Regions from separate parts of the Homo sapiens genome. Here region 2 is linked to region 1. Evidence: chromatin loops called from intact Hi-C (ENCODE). Cell type or tissue: heart right ventricle. All regions are shown on one strand. Each heading gives the region's core, and the rest is flanking DNA. Links, peaks and the distances in the headings are about the cores only.

What was found. A loop is a pair of places that touch in the nucleus more often than their neighbours do. Peaks named below come from ENCODE experiments on the same cell type or tissue, not always from the same donor. Only the 100,000 strongest peaks of a DNase experiment are listed, where the experiment ranks them.
Region 2: a loop joins it to region 1, with 2.7 times the contacts of the local background. A loop is called at or near these places in 50 of 110 quality-filtered maps.

What each region holds. Positions count from the first base shown.
Region 1 is chr15:48,631,560-48,639,817 of GRCh38, forward strand. All of the region lies in intron 2 of FBN1 (fibrillin 1), which reads right to left. Among named protein-coding and RNA genes, the nearest start is that of FBN1, 10 kb to the right of the region's middle. In heart right ventricle, for the core only: no CTCF peak of the experiment used is centred there; no DNase peak of the experiment used is centred there; H3K27ac peaks cover 2,905 bases.
Region 2 is chr15:48,360,635-48,368,892 of GRCh38, forward strand. No RefSeq gene overlaps it. Among named protein-coding and RNA genes, the nearest start is that of DUT-AS1, 33 kb to the left of the region's middle. In heart right ventricle, for the core only: no CTCF peak of the experiment used is centred there; no DNase peak of the experiment used is centred there; H3K27ac peaks cover 1,074 bases.

The sequences.
Region 1 (8,258 bases), core at 1,135-6,134:
GCAGGACTAACACATGGCTCAGTCCTGACCAGCTGGAGTGTCCTATTTCTTTGGCGACAGTGAAGGGCGTGTGACTGGGGCAGTGCTGGAGTTCTCCGCGAGATCTGACATGAGCAATCTGGAAAAGAGGGCTTATCTCTTTACCTCTGAGATTATGTGTTGAAAGGCAGTGTGGCTAAGAATTGTAGGTGGTCATCTGGGCTACCCAATTATAACCAAATCCTTACTCCAACAGAGGCAATTAAAGCACATTTCAAGAATAGCGCACCACCTTGCCATGAAACAATTCTAACTCCCAGGGTATCTCTGCACTGCTGCCAAAGAGAATGGTTTTCAACCCAGTCTTTCCATTTACTAAAATTTAAATTCTTTTCACAAAGTATCTTTTTAAAAAATGTGCTAATCAGGAAAGAGGCAAGGCCTATTTGACAGATCTGCCAGTTAAAAAATGCAAACTTTTTTGGAAGAGTTGAGGGGGTGCATATTAATAAGGAATAATATTTAGTAAGTTTGTTTCCCAATGAAGACAACACAATTTAGGGAAAGAGAAAATTTAAAAATAAAAACTTATCCCCAAACTGCCTTTAAGTATAACCAGATCTCCACAGATATAGTAAGTCCATTAAAATTACACTTTTGAACATTTTAAAATTCAGGTTTGCCTCCTGTTTCTTAATATAATCATTTCTATGATGAGAAAGTGGAGACTGTGGTATCCAGATAGGTATGATTATCTAGATTTTTGCTTTAGCCATAAAAAACAGCCTCTTTGGATGACTCTCTGCCTCATTTTCCTTATCTGTAACAGCATTATAATCATTCTCATCATCATAGCTAAACATGTCAGGCATAGTACTAAGAACTTGAAATGTACCATCCCATTAAATCTTAGGACAACACAGAAAGATGAGTAATTTAATCGCATTTACAAGTGAAGAAACTGAGGCCCAGAGAGGTCAAATCACTCGTCTGAGGTTTCCTCCTAGAAGGTGGTGGAGCCAGGGTTTGACCCAAAGCATGTCTATTTCCACACTTCCAAACCTCCCTGAAAGTGTGGCCAAAGGTTATTAGTGATCATTGAAAATGACTCCTTGGTCCTTTAAAATATGGTCCCACAATCAATACCAGTATACCCCACTACCCACAGCCAGGCTCAAATAGGAAATAGTGTGAGGTAATTATAACATATACCCCAGCCACTAGCTCTGGGTTTTTATGACCAAACTGCCAAACATTCCTAGCCAACTCTTCAGGAAATGTTCAGGCACTTTCTCAGATTCCAGCTAAAACACCGACTATGTGACCCTGGGGAGCACAGAGCTCACAGGGTGGTAATGGGATATAAAATTTGCAAACTTGAGGTCAGTGGCCTCAACTCTGGGGTGTGAAGCACCAGCAGTCCATGAAAGATTAAAAAACTATTTGTCTACTTAAAGGCTGCACATCAAGTCCTTCACTGAAAAGCATTTGCCTACATCTCCTCAGACATTAACCCCATCAGAAAGGGAGAGAAAGATATTCCAAATGGCAGTTCTGCCTAGAATCATTGGAAAAAAAGATAATAATATCAACAAGCCCAAGACAGGGTGTTCATTCTGAAAATGAAGCATTGGGTCCTATTCAAACGCAGCTAATGCTCATAACATAGTTGTCACTTGGAGTAGGCAGATGTTTTACAGTATTACTAGGTGAGATGATATGGAGGAAAACACAAGAATTTAAGAATTTTTTTCTTTCTTTAGCATGTTTATTACATAAACTCTTAATGTATAGTTTGGATAACTGAGCCAGCAAGTTACACAACAAGAAACCAAGCTTAATCACAGACCCAGAACTGCCTTAGTTGATCCCAGGTCATTTGACTCTTTGACTGCCAATTAGAAGTGTGAGTATGTGTGTGGTGGAGGGTTGCGGGGAGGAGTCATGCTTCCGATTCCCGGAGAAGACTATTTCTCTTTTTCCAACCACCTGACTGATACCCTCATTGACAACTACCTCCCTCAAAAAGTCCCATCCCACCCAATCCTTTCTAATGTGGAGGTTCCCACTGAGAGCAGGGTAGTACTGAGGATCTAAAACTCTGCTACAGTATCACCCCTTCAGGGCTGACCGCTGAGAGAGTAATCACACTGCCTAAGATCAAATAAATGAGAGAAAGAAAACACCCATGCCCACAGGATTGATAAGGTTTGGTTATTTCAAGTATAGCAGAGAACTTGCAGATACCAGTCCACCTCTTGAGGGTGTGAACACAAAGAGGCCCAATCTATTACCCAACAACGCGCCTCTTAGGTCAGCTCTCGCTACCACGTGACTCAGCTTCCACACCTACGAACCGGAGAGGAAAATAAGCACCTTGAGCACTTGTTCCTGGACCTTCTCTGGGCCTCAGTTTCAGTATTTATACATTTCTAAAATCTGTCCTACTATAACTAATTTATAATATGAATTTTTCTAAAGATGGATGGTCTGGCTATGGAAGAAGATATAAGCCATAATTTCAATGGCAAAAATAAAAGCATTTAAAAATAAGAAGGTCCTTTAAAAGTTATTCATCAAAGGCCCAAACCTATTAGGGTCTGATTACACAATCTTACAAATTAGCACTGAATGAACAGGGGAAATGATACACAATAAACCATTAGTTACAAGAAGCAGGATGCATCAAACTTTACATAGTACCATATACACAGGTGCATACCAGACAATGGATTAACCTGCTTTTCCACTGCATTCCTCTAAATGTTTTCATACGAATCTTTTCTGGCATCCAAGTGTCTTTCTTTTATGTCCTGACTCTCCTCCATAAGCTCTCTGTCCCCTAAAAGAGGCTGATTAAGGCCACAGGTCGCCTGGTCCCAATGCTGCCGGGAGTGAAGGGGTTGTCATCAATCTCTTTCAAAACCCAGCATCTGCTCTGTCCAGCCTAGGTCCACTGGCTGGCAAGACTTTCACTCCAGAACCTTCTCCCAGCTCTCTCCTCCTGCTTCCCTCAGGCTTTCTCCTTCCTTCCCCTAACAAAAACCTTAACCCTGTTTTGCTTTTTGAACACCCCAATGTTCCCAGGTAAAAATTTTGTATTTTACTTAGACCTTGTTTACTTTTCTTAAGGTTTTAACTCTCATTTGATATTCCTATCCTCCCTATTTTATTTGCAGCACAGCTTATGAAATTACTTACAAAAAGAAGATGAAACAATGATGATGAAGAAAAAGAAGAAAAGGAAAAGATGGCAACAAAGAAGGAGAAACAGAACCGGAAAAGGAAGAAGAAGAAACCAAAAAAAAAAAAAAAAAACCACACACACACACACACACACACACACACACACACACACACACACAAAATGAAACCCTGCCTCTGGAATACATTGTCTTTATTAATAAAGATATTACCATACTTCAGTTCAAAACCATGAAACTTGACAGCAGACAATGTGTCTTTAGGGCAGACATAAATCCTGTCTCCCAACACCAACATCATAAAATGGTTGTACTATATTTGGACTTAGATGTGTTTGGATACTTATATTTGAATGTAAGTATGACTGATGGTCTAGGAATTCATAATCCTTCAAAATGTTGAACTAAACCACTTGTTTAATGGAGCAGTTCTCCCACTCTGAGCCTGCTTGCTGTCTGGAATACATCTCCGGCTGGGAATGGTGGAGATAGGGATTTTTGCTTTCTCTCTTCCGCTCTGAGGGAGCTGAATAAATAGAGTCAGTGATAACTTCAACCAAAAAAAAGTCACTTAAGTTGAAAAAGTGGTAGTCACAAGAAATTTAAATCTAGGATTTGATATAGTATAAGACACCCACAATGCAAACTTGACTATATTCCTAATCCAATTTTATTCTATTGATAATGTGGCTACTCCATTTATAAGAAAAATAGTACAGTTCAGCTCATTACAACACCAATTCTATTAGCAACTGCAACCTATTTTTACTTATTAGTATAACCCCTAATTTAAAAAATTGAGGTGGATTACACCAACAGATACATACATTTGAGGCTATAAATAGAAATTGAAAATAAAATTCCATACAGAAGAAAGTTAAAACATACCAAAGTTAATAAATTAGAGTGATTGCCCATTAAATTTATTTCATGTATAATCTTAAAAGCTGATTTTCTTAAAAGCAAATGGAAAATGGTTAGATGTTTTGAAATTCTCATATTTGAATAAAACAAAACATACTGCTTCATTAGGAACTTTCATTTTATTCCTGACAGTTGTGAGTTCTTTAAATGCAGAACTGTGGACAAACTAAGATCAATGCCCTAACATGAATCTAACAGAACATGCAAACACAATATTTATGGAGCTTTTTCATTCTGAAGTTACAGCAGCAAAATACAATGAGGCATCCTCAGTAGAGAACTAAGCCAACTGAACTTGATCAAGTTAGAATTAAAACTTAAAGTATCTGATTAGCCTTCTCAAAGATCTATTGCCTCACAGTGGTAGCTGGTCTCCAAAGATGGCTCCACTTTCTCCCCTCCCAGCAGACACATGATGCTCCTCACATCCAAAGGTAGGTCTTAATAGTCCATGCCCTTCAATCTGGATGAGGCCTATGACTTGGATGGAATTCCAGGTCATGCGATTCCAGGCTAAGTTTGAAGAAAGTCTGGTAGTTCCCACTTTTGTGCTCTTGAGAGATCCTGAACTGCCATGGAAAAAGTCTGGCTATGCTGCTCTAAAGACCATGTAGAGAGGCCACGTATAGAAAGGGGACAACCTGAGACTATATAAAGGAGAATCAAGGAAGCCAGGCAATGTCGAGGACATATGAGTCCATGTGACCCCAGCCAGCCAGCCCCCAGCCCTTCGAGTTAGCCTACGGTCAATATGTGGGATTAACACATGTGACCAGGGTCAGGAGGCTGTTGTTCAAGATCCAGCCCCAACAGACACTCACTCTGAGCAAGGCCTAGTCGCTGCATCTGGGGCTCAGTCTCCCCATTTGAAAAAAAACACATTCAATGGCTCCATCCCGGGGGCAGGTTCAGGCAGGAGACTGCATGAGAGACAGCTTTAAAACTTGGAAGGCCCCCAGCAGAGCCAGACAAGTGGCTCTTTGCTTCCTTTATTCCCCTCCTCAGTGGGTCCATTTAGATAAACCACACCCAAGTAAACAGGGCTGCAGGCGCCAGTGCCTGGTCACAGAACCAGATGCATATGTGAAGAAGTCATACTGCCTGTTCCAGCCCAACTGACATTGTGGGGCGCAGAGACAAGATTCCCCACTGTGTCCTGTCTAAATTCCTGAGCCACAGAATCATGAGAAAGAATAAAATTGTTGTTTTAAGCCACGAAGTCTGGGGCAATTTGTTACGTAGCAATAAAATAACTCAAACACTCACAAATGAAAATACTTTGTTTCATGGTAGTAGAGGGCCTAGGCCTGATCTCGTTTCCCTTTATTTTCTCTTTATGGTGCTACAATGACTTCGTGTATGGTAAGTTTGAATATATATGGAGGTGGGAGCATTCTAGGTCCTCCTCGCCTTTGTCTTTCACAACCAACTAGTCAAGTACTGTCTGCATTAACTCTGGAACCACCTGAGTCTCTTCTTTCTTCACCCCTTTCACTGAATTTGCTCAGACCATCGTGGACTCTCACTGTGACTCCTATATTAGCCTCCTAAATCCAAATCTCCCTGTCTTTAGTCTCTCTTCTCTCTAATCATCTACCCTTCACACCTCTACCCAGTGGCAAAGATCTGATCATGTTCCTATCTTAGAATCCTTTACTAGCTCCCCGTCCTTGCCTTTCACAACATCAGTGACATTTATATTTCCACTAGTCCCTCTCCTTTCCCTAACAACATTGCCACCTATGTACGGGCTCACAAGATTGCTCAAGGTTGCAAACTGCACAGCTCCAGAGGGCACTCGTTTCATAGACTGCACTACAAACCATGTCACTTGGAACCATGCCGTGCCAACCCTGCCCAACTGCAGTCAATGTCCTAAGACCTCAGACACTTCATATCCCTTTCCCTTGATGTATTTTTCACTCATCTTTCCTTTATTTCTCAGCTATACTTACTCCAAGCTCTAGTCTATATAATTAACCATACCCAGTTAATCAGCTCATCAAAATTGCTCAGAGTTCAACTATCAAAAACTATTCTATTGAACATGTGCCGCATACCCAGTTCCTAGATGTTCCTAGAGATAAATAAAACAAGCAAGATCTCTGCCTTCAAGGAGTTCTCACTCCTAGTAGACAGTCACTTTTTATCACGTAGATCAGAGGTTGTTAAACTTTTTCTGTAAAGGACCAAAGAGCAAATGTTTCAGTTTTATGGGCCATACTGTCTCTGTTGCAACTACTCCACTCTGCTGCTGTAGGGAGAAAGCAGCCATACATAATAAGTAAATAAACAGGCATGGATTTGTTTCAATAAAACTCTATTTTCAAAAAAAGTGAGCTTGGTCTTCAGTTTGTTGACCACTGATAAACTTTTTTTTTTTTTTTAAGACAGGATCTTGTTCTGTCGCCCAGGCTAGAGTGCAGTGGCATGATCATAGCTCACTGCAGCCTCAACCCTCTGGGCTCAAGTGATCCTCCTGCCTCAGCCTCCCAAAGCACTGGGATTACAGGAATGAGCCACCATGCCCAGCCCTAATAGACTTTCACTGTAAAGTCACTTCTGATCAATCCCATTCCCACAATGATGCTTCCCTTGGCTTGTAACAGCATCTGCCATCAATAAATGTTGAGTCTTTCCACATAGCAATGGTGGGAGAAGATTCTTGGGAAACGAAGGTATAAAAGGTATGAAAGAAAAAAATTTACCAGCTACAAGATTTATTATAACTGTAAAGCAGTAAAATATTAAGATTAAGAGCTCCAGCTATGAAGCTAGATTTTCCAACTCTACCACTTACTAGTTTATGTCCCTGGAGTAATTACTGAAACTCTGCATCCCTTGTTTCTTCATTTGTTAAATGAATAAATAAGCTTAATTTTCCTCATAAAGGATTTATGTTTTAAAGGAATTAGTATTTGCAAAGTACAATCATAAGTGATACATCAGAGCTTTTTTTTTTTTTTTTTACCATTATGGCTGCAATTTAATGTAAAAAATTGGGCTGAGTTTACAGGCAACCAAGGTTAAAAAATGAAAAAGAAATAATTAAATAACTCATATGACTGGTCGTGATTTAAGACACATACCAATTTCCACTGGAAAGAGAAATACTTCTTGCAACCCTATTCAGAGAGATTTCTCACAGGGGACATGACAGCAAGAGGGTTCTGAACAACATAAACAGCAATGCCTCCAGCTCAGAAGCCCACACAACGCCCAGCAGGCTGCCTGCAATGGTTACCTACCACCCTCACACAAGTCAAGGTCTAATATTAAAATATAATACGCTGTCCAAAGTCCCACTGGCTCTAACATCCTATGATTCTTTCTGTTTTATTAATGTCTTTGCAGAAAGTTTCTTGTTGGACTAAATAATACTGTGTGATTAACCATACTTAGGATTTGTGAACTAGCATGAAAGAATATTAGGAATTTTAAGTGGAATTTTACCAATGTCTTGGGCCTGCATTTTTGTCTGGTGGAATGAAAAACCAAAACCATAACTAAAATTAATGGAGAAAGAAAAGTTAACGTTAAGTTTTGTCTTTAGAACTTAACCTCTGCATACCTCGGCTCTCACATCTGTGAAGGGAAGCTTATGAAAGCACCCAGCTTGTAGAGTGGCTATGAGGATTCAATGAATTATCATATGCAAAACAGTAAGAACAGTGCTTAGCAACATATAGTGCTTAGTAACATATAGATGTTACCTAAATGTTACCTACCATGGCTGCAATTGTTATTATGTATTTGTTTAGACTTAATACCAGACCCCCTTTCCAGGGACGCTGTCCTTCTGTGCACTCACGGTTCCTGAAGTACCCCCAGGGTTATGGGGTATATGTCTCTGGCCTTCCACAGAACTAAACTCAAGCTAGCATTCAATCAAGACTTCCTGAATTAATGAACTTTCTGAAACCCCACTTAATGATGAGTTAGTGGTAAAATGCTTATAATAGGATTCTTGTCTTCAATGATTTAACTATCTAATGAGAAAATCGACTTGAACAATCATGAAACGCTAAACTATCATGTGCCTGAGTTAGGCCACATAACTCAGGCCTGATATATTATTGATGTCGGTTTCTTCAAAGAATCTCATGGGAAAAAATTCTAAGTTGCTTAAGCAGGCCCATTTGCTGGGTTCAT
Region 2 (8,258 bases), core at 1,817-6,816, 270 kb before region 1:
TTGTTTAAATAAAGGAATCATTTTTTCTTTAATAGAACCTAATTTTTTAAAAGCACATTTAAGTTGTGCAGTTGTGATTTGAAATAATAACAAAAAGTGATTACACCTAAAAGTTCTAAACTGGTACAATATTATCATGCCATTAGCTGTGATGGAGCTGAAAGCTGATAGAACTTACACTTGTATCTCATGACTCTGTTTCCTTTGAAGTAAGCACTGGTGGCTGACCGAGTTTAATGTCCCAGCTTTTTGGATCTCTAAGAGGATTACAGTGTGATTTTATAACCTGCCACAAATTCCTCTCTATGCAACTTACTATGTGCTATGTATGTGTTTTTAAAAAAATCAACTGGAGCATGTGCCTGTAGTCCCACCTACTTGGGAGGCTGACTCAGGAGAATCATTTGAGCCCAGGAGGCGGGAGGTTGCAGTGGGCTGAGATCACACCACTGTACTCCAGCCTATGGGACAGGGAGAGATTCCATCTTAAAAAAAAAAAAAAGAAAAAAAAAAGCAAAACAAAAACAACAACAGCAAAAAACCAATTGGAATCAAAATGTGTTTTCAAATGAGTCACTTTATTTTTTATTTCTTAGAGTTTTCTGAAAAATTTTTTTTTTTTTTGAGACAGTCTCACTCTTTTGCCCAGGCTAGAGTGCAGTGGTGTGATCTCTGCTCACTGCAAGCTCAGCCTCCCGGGTTCAAGCGATTCTCCTGCCTCAGCCTCCTGAGTAGCTGGGACTACAGGCGCCTGCCACCATGCCTGGCAAATTTTTTTGTACTTTTAGTAGAGACGGAGTTTCACTGTATTAGCCAGGATGGTCTCGATCTCCTGACCTTGTGATCTGCCTGCCTTGGCCTCCCAAAGTGCTGGGATTACAGGCGTGAGCCACCGCACCTGGTCTTCTGAAATTTTAAAAATTGCTTCAGCATAGTGCTGAAATACTTTATGTATGTAATGTAGAAGTCAATACAACAATAAAAATATCAGTCCTCTCTCTACCCCTCTCCACTCTGAGTCTAAACACTTTCAACTGTTTGTGATTTACTTTCATGTTCCTAAATAATATGCAAGTGCAGTTATTTCATTTCGTTTCAAGTGTAGTCACTTTCTACTGGTTTTCTTCTGGGGCTGATGAGAATTTAGCTTTCTTACCATACCCCTCTGGCTGCATTCCTCCCATGCCCCCACTTTGTCCTTCCTCTCATCCTCCCAACATAATCGTCTAACAATATTCTGGCTAAATTTAAAGCTGAGTCATATAGTGTACTATGGTAACATGTTTATGTAACCTTTTGTGGGTTTCTTTTTTTCATTAGTAATAGCTTATTTTTTGTTGTTGCTTAGTTTTTTATGCTTATTAGGAATTTCTCCCTAAATTCTTTGGTAGAATTGTGATACTCCCTTGAATAGAGTTGGACTCTAAGATAATCTATCAGTTTCTTTTTCTTTTCATTTTTTTTCTTCTAGATGCTTCCCCACTTTAATTCCTTTGTCTCTAGCTCCTGTCACTCCTGACTACTCTGCAACTGCCATCCTGGAGCTCAGTCTTCATAGGAATCCCTTTCATCTGTGTCCTCCACGCAATTTCCTATTGCCTGTATCCCATGCTTTTCCAGTTTGGGTTTGTTCCTCACTTTGGTAAAGCACAATCTCCAGCAGCTGCTTTTTAAACATTTGAAAATTTTATTTTATTTATTTTTTTTTTTTTGAGATGGAGTTTTGCTCTTGTCACCCAGGCTGGAGTGCCGTGGTGCAATCTGGGCTCACTACAACTTCTGCCTCCTGGGTTCAAGTGATTCTCCTGCCTCAGCCTCCCAAGTAGCTGGGATTACAGGCACCCTCCACCATGCCTGGCTAATTTTTGTATTTTTAGTAGAGACGTGGTTTCACCATGGTGGCCACACTGGTCTCGAATTCCTGACCTCAGGTGATCTGTCCGCCTTGGCCTCCCAAGGTGCTGGGATTACAGGGGTGAGCCACCGCACCTGGCCTAAACATTTTTTTAAATTGAAGTGTACCAAACTGTTTGCTAAACTTAAATGCACTAACTTAAGTGCTCAGCCCAATGCATTTTTGTATACACAGACATTCACGTAACTGACATCCAGATCAAGATATTGAATAGTTCCCAAACTCTTCAAGGCTCCCTCATGCCTCTTCCCCATCAGTAACCTCTATCCTACCCCGTACCTTCAACACGGTCATCGCTACTCTGGCTTCTACCACCATCAATGAGTTTTGCCTGTTCTTGAACTTTATATAAAATCATCATACAGTATGTACTGTTTTGTGTTTGGTATTCTTGCATCATGCTTGGGAGAGTCATCCATGTTGTTGCATGTACCAGTTGTTTATTTTGTTGTTTGTTTTTGCTATTTTATGTGGTATGAATGTAAAGTATTTGGATATAATAAATAAAGCTGCTACAACCAGTCTGGTCCCTGTCTTTTGTTGCACGCATGCACTCATTTCTTTTGGGGAATATCACCTAGAGGTGGAATTGCTGGGTCATAGGGTAGCCATTAACTTCTTGAGAAATGGTACAGTTAGAAATATCTTTGATAGGTTATACATTAGGTTAGGCTAGACTATGCTGCAGAAAAAAATAAGCTTCATTTCTTTTTTTTTTATTATACTTTAAGTTTTAGGGTACATGTGCACAACGTGCAGGTTTGTTACATATGTATACATGTGCCATGTTGGTGTGCTGCACCCATTAACTAGTCATTAACATTAGGTATATCTCCTAATGACCCAGCCATCCCATTACTGGGTATATACTCAAAGGATTATAAATCATGCTGCTATAAAGACACATGCATACATATGTTTATTGTGGCACTATTCACAATAGCAAAGACTTGGAACGAACCTAAATGTCCAACAATGATAGACTAGATTAAGAAAATGTAGCTTCACTTCTTAATGGGTTAACATGTCAAGTCTTTTTCTGGGTCACACCAAGTTGGCTGGAAGTTGGGTAACTCTCCAGGGCAACTATCTTTCATGTGGTGATCCAGTAATGCAAACTGCTTCAATCTCGTGGCTCCACCATTTCAACATCAGACGTCTTCAGAAAGCGTGGAGTTCATACTCCTGTCTAACTATTTGGCCAGAAAGTCTATGTCACTTCTGTTCACAGCCATGATCAGAACGTGTGGCCCTGCCTAACTTGGAGAAGCCTGGGAAGTGTAGTCCTCTTTGCACCCAGGAAGGAAAGGGGAACCAGATATTGGGGAGCATAAATACTGTATACCACACTTTACATACCTGACAATACCTTGATTCTAATTTCACAGTGAAATGAGAGATTGGCCAGGGAGTAAAGCCTTGGTAGAAAGTAATTGTTTTCCTTGGGATCTTTAAGTCATTTCTACATTGCTTTTTAGCTTCTACTGTTACTGTTAAGAAGTCCAGTACATTTTGAATCAACTTTATGTGGAAACTATTTGTTTCTTTGGAGTTTTAAAGAGTTTTATTTTTTATTCCTAGTATTTTGAAATTTCACAATGACATACCTTGATATGGGTATTTTACTTTCTTATCTTTACTCATTGTGGTTTTTTTGTTTGTTTCTTTTGTACTGCCTTCTAAAAGATATTCTTAATTTTACCTGCCAATTCTTTGTGGATTTTTAAAAACATTTCTACTTTAACATTTTAATTTTTAAGAGATTTTTATAGCATCTTATTATCTAGGTGCAGGAACTCTTAAAGGAGGGTTTCTGAAGTCTTCTCTTGCATTGCCTCTTTTCTTCATGTTTTTGTTTTCTATTTATTTGTCATTGCTCTTGTTTTTAAAACCTGTCTCTCATATTGGAGAGTTTCCTAATGTATCTGGAGATCTTTGGCTGCCTACATTTAGGCGTCAGGGAATAAAATGTTGATTGGAAGCCCTGTGTGCTTTGGTAGGACTTGCAGACTGGTGGACTGCACTGTAGAATGATAGGCAGGAGCCAGGCACTTCGTTGGGTGACTGCCATGTCAGTATTAGTAGGTGTTTTCCTTAGGGTTGGTCACTTTCTCCAAAGAAGAACTTGCCAGTCTCCTCTGTAGGGAGCATAGGCTTTGATGTCTGTGTTCATGGAGCTGCATGAAGGTTTCCACGTGTCCCCCTTCAGTATGTGGACTTTCACTTAATCCTTCTGTTTCTGTCCAGCCTCTTACCCTACTCCCCAGTATCACTGAGTCCAGAACCCTGCTGGTTCAGCCTCTCCAGAGAGCAAACATCCTGCCTTCTACCAGGGAAGAGGAGAGACGCTCATCTGACTGGAGGCATGGTGAAGACTCTATAACTTACTTTTATAGACATTCAACAAAGTCTTTGCCTTTGGCTCCACCCATTCCTGTCATCTTCATCAACACCAAGAACTATCAATCCTGACCTTTCCTAAGTTCTTTAGAGCAACTTATCTTTCTTCTTCTTGGCTTCCTCTTAGGTTTTATTAGGCTTTTAGGTTTTGGTTGTTTTCCCCACTTTACTCAGTCAACAACTCCTCTCTTTTTGGCTTTCCATCTTCCAAAATACAATTGTCAACTTTTGTCTGATGTCTCCTCTACAGCTCTCTTTGTCCTTGGGAGTTTACACCTTTTTAAATCCCCTTACTGTCATTTTCAATAGGTTTCTCCAGAGAGTATATATAAATGTTTGTCTTTAATTTTCAATGTTTAATTTGAATCATAACTACTTTGTAAAGCCAGAATACCATCATGTGACTACTGTGGCTAAAATCTGTTCTTAGAACTTCAATCCTACAGCATGAGTTCTAACCCATAAGCATGCAAGATCTTTCACGATTTAACTCTTGGTAGCTTTTCTAACCTTAATAAAACAACCCAGACAAAGGATTTTGTTTTGTTTGCTATTTTTCAAATATTCCTACTCTTTCTTGTTTTCAAGGCTATGCATAGACTTTCCATTACATGGAATCTACTTGTCTTCTTCCTATGAAACACCTACTGATTCTTCATCTTTTCTATGAAGCATTCTTTGACTTCTCTAGATCAGAGTAAGTCTCTTCTTGTATGTTCATATAGCAAAAATAATAATAATTATAATAATAATAAAAAATATAAATATAAATATAAATATAAAATTTTTATTTTATAGTTATATTTTTATAATTTTATAATATAATTTTATAATATAAAATTTGATTTTTATTTTATAAAAATAAAAATATAATTATTATTATAATAAAAAATACTTCTTTAAAAACAACTATATTTTCCCAATCCCACAGTGGAGAATTTAGGTGTAGTATTTTGCAGTTCCACAATGGAGGACTGCTGCACAAAATATTGCCCTCAATGGCTACGATTGTGTCCTATTCTTCCTTGACTTTTCTAGCACTTAGCAAAGTGTCTGTCATATCTCAGCCATTCAGTATATATTTTATGAATGAATGAATATGGAAGATATAATCTGAGACCTCTTGGGTGCTGCAAAACAATTGCATCAAAAGGTAAAACCTTCACCCTGGAGCCAGGATTTCCAGGTCCTGATTTTTGCCTCAGTTGAGCTTGCAGGATATAACCTGGCATAACCCACTGTCACTTTTCTGCTCTTGAATTTACTCACTTGTGCAATAGGAATATCTCTCAGAATGTTATCTTCCCCTCCCCCCCTTTTTTTTTGACTCAAGAGTCTCAATTTGTTACCCAGGATAAAGTGCAATAGTACAATCATAGCTCATCGAAGCCTCTACCTCCTGTGCTCAAGTGATCCTCCCACCTCAGTCTCCTGGGTAGCTGAGACTACAAGCATATGCCACCACACCCAGATAATGAAAAAGCAATACCCTAGAGATAGGGTCAGTTGCCCAGGCGTCATAAGTTTTAAAGACAGGTTAAAAAATTGCTTTGAGTTCCAAAGTCCCTTAGACCAGTTATTTCAAACTCTGTAACTGAATTGTTTTCCTAATTGTTCTAGATAAGTTTGCTTCTCCCAAACACCAAGAAGGCAAGGACACCACCATTGGGAAATGCCCCACATCTAGGCATGATAAGCTACCCACCACACCATGGCTTTGTTGTTCTCATTAGCAATGGCTAATGAGCAAGGCTCTTTAAAAGATGCACCCTTTTTGTCTGACCTTGTCTGCTCGACACTGGCCTCAGATGAGCCTACACTCAAGATCCACCCCACAGCTGTCTCCTTGGTAATCATGTCGTGGGCCAGGATTTGTTTTGTAAAAGATCCAGCTGTATGGAAAGTCCCAACAACTGCAAATAGTCAATAGAATAGAATCTTTAACTCTGTTGCTGAGACTTCCAGGTGGGAAAACCTGTGAAAGATTGGTTCCTCTCAGGAAACTTCATCTCCACACTGGTGCACCTTTCCTGAGAACAGTCGGACAAGCACATTTTTCATTTAGAGCATCAACCCTGGAGGCAGCCAGACATGGGATTCTGCTTTTTTTTGCTGTCTGACCTCAGCAGGTCTTATCTATTTGAACTATTGACTGTGCTGTTGTTAAATGGAAGTGTCACCACTCGCCTCAAAGGGCTGGGTGTAAGAATTCAACAACATCATGTGTGTAAGGCACTAGCACCCAGCAGGCATCCCCTTCCAGTATTTTTCCTCCCAGAAAGGAAGTCACCATTCTGCTCTGTAGATTTTTACTTTTTTTCCTTTTACTGTTGGTACTTTTTAAATTTTTTGGCCAGTCTTTTATTGTTCCACCCATTATATCATCGTTCATTTTTCCTTATTTAGGTAATATGTTTGTAGTTTAAAATTTAAATTTAAAAGTATACATTTCATAAATTTTAGTTAAATGTTGGTCATATCTCTCACATCTGCTTTGTGATGATTTCCATCTTTTTTACTTTATTTTCTTTCTCATTTTTTGTCACATTGTGTTCTCTTAGTTTGTTGGCTTGAAGAGTAATCCCAGATAGCGTTTGGGAGTGTTTTATTCAGGCATCCATCTTCACAGTTGGAAGGAATAGAGAACCAGGAGAGCCCACTCAGTAGAGGTGAGGGTAGTTTGGAGGGAGAGTTGGGAGTGATGGTTGTGGTTGAGGGGCGGGGAGTGATGGTTACAAAACAAAGAAGAGTCACAGGAATTTGAAAACAAGAAATGAAATAGCATGGGAACTCATGGGACTTGGAATCTTGCCAGGAACCAAAGCCACTCTTTTTTTTTTTTTTTTTTTTTTGAGATGGAGTTTCACTCTGTCTCCCAGGCTGGAGTGCACTGGTGTAATCTCGGCTCACTGCAGCCTCCACCTCCTGGGTTCAAACAATTCTCTGCCTCAGCCTCCTGAGTAGATGGGATTACAGGCACCCACCACCACACCTGGCTAATTTTTGTATTTTTAGTAGAGACGGGGTTTCACCATCTTGGCCAGGCTGGTCTTGAACTCCTGACCTCATGATCCATCCGCCTTGGACTCCCAAAGTGCTGGGATTACAGGTGTGAGCCACCATGCTGGGCCCAAAGCCACTCATTTTAGGGGTATTCCCCTTTCCTCTCTGCCCCCTTTCTCCCCCTTTCTCTACATCTGCTCTGTGCTCTTGTCATATAGAACATGTCTCATGATGGCTAGCCCAGCTTCCCAGTCTACATGACCTTCCATTTGTCTTCTTACAGCTAAGAAGTTAGTCTCTCAGTTTCTCAAGTCCAAAATTTTAAAGAAAGTAATCCAATTGGCCCGGCTCAGTTTTTCTCTTTTCTCACTGGCCTGCTTATGGATGAGTTAGCATTGATCAATGTCCATCCTAGTCCAACTGGATATTGCCTGGGAGAATAGCATTGCTTGGAATTTCTGTGACTTTCTGGGTATGCCCCTCCCAGCTGGAGCATGAATGTCTTAGAAGATAGTTTGACCAGAATTCCCAGCTCCAAACACAGCAGTGCACTGGATTGGATCAAAATTACAAATATTGGGATGTGGCCAGGCATAGTGGCTCACACCTGTAATCCCAGCACTTTGGGAGGCCGAGGTGGGTGGATCACCTGAGGTCAGGATTTTGAGACCAGCCTGGACAACATGGTGAAACCCCATCTCCACTAAAAACACATTAAAAAATTAGCCGAGTGTGGTGGTGTGCGCCTGTAATCCCAGCTACTCAAGAGGCTGAGGCAGGAGAATCCCTTGAACCTGGGAGGCAGAGGTTGTAGTGAGCTGAGATTGCACCATTGCACTCCAGTCTGGGCAATAAGAGTGAGACTCTATCTCAAAACAAACAAACAAACAAAAAGAAAACAAAACAAATATTGGGATGCTTATTCTAAATGAGAAAATCC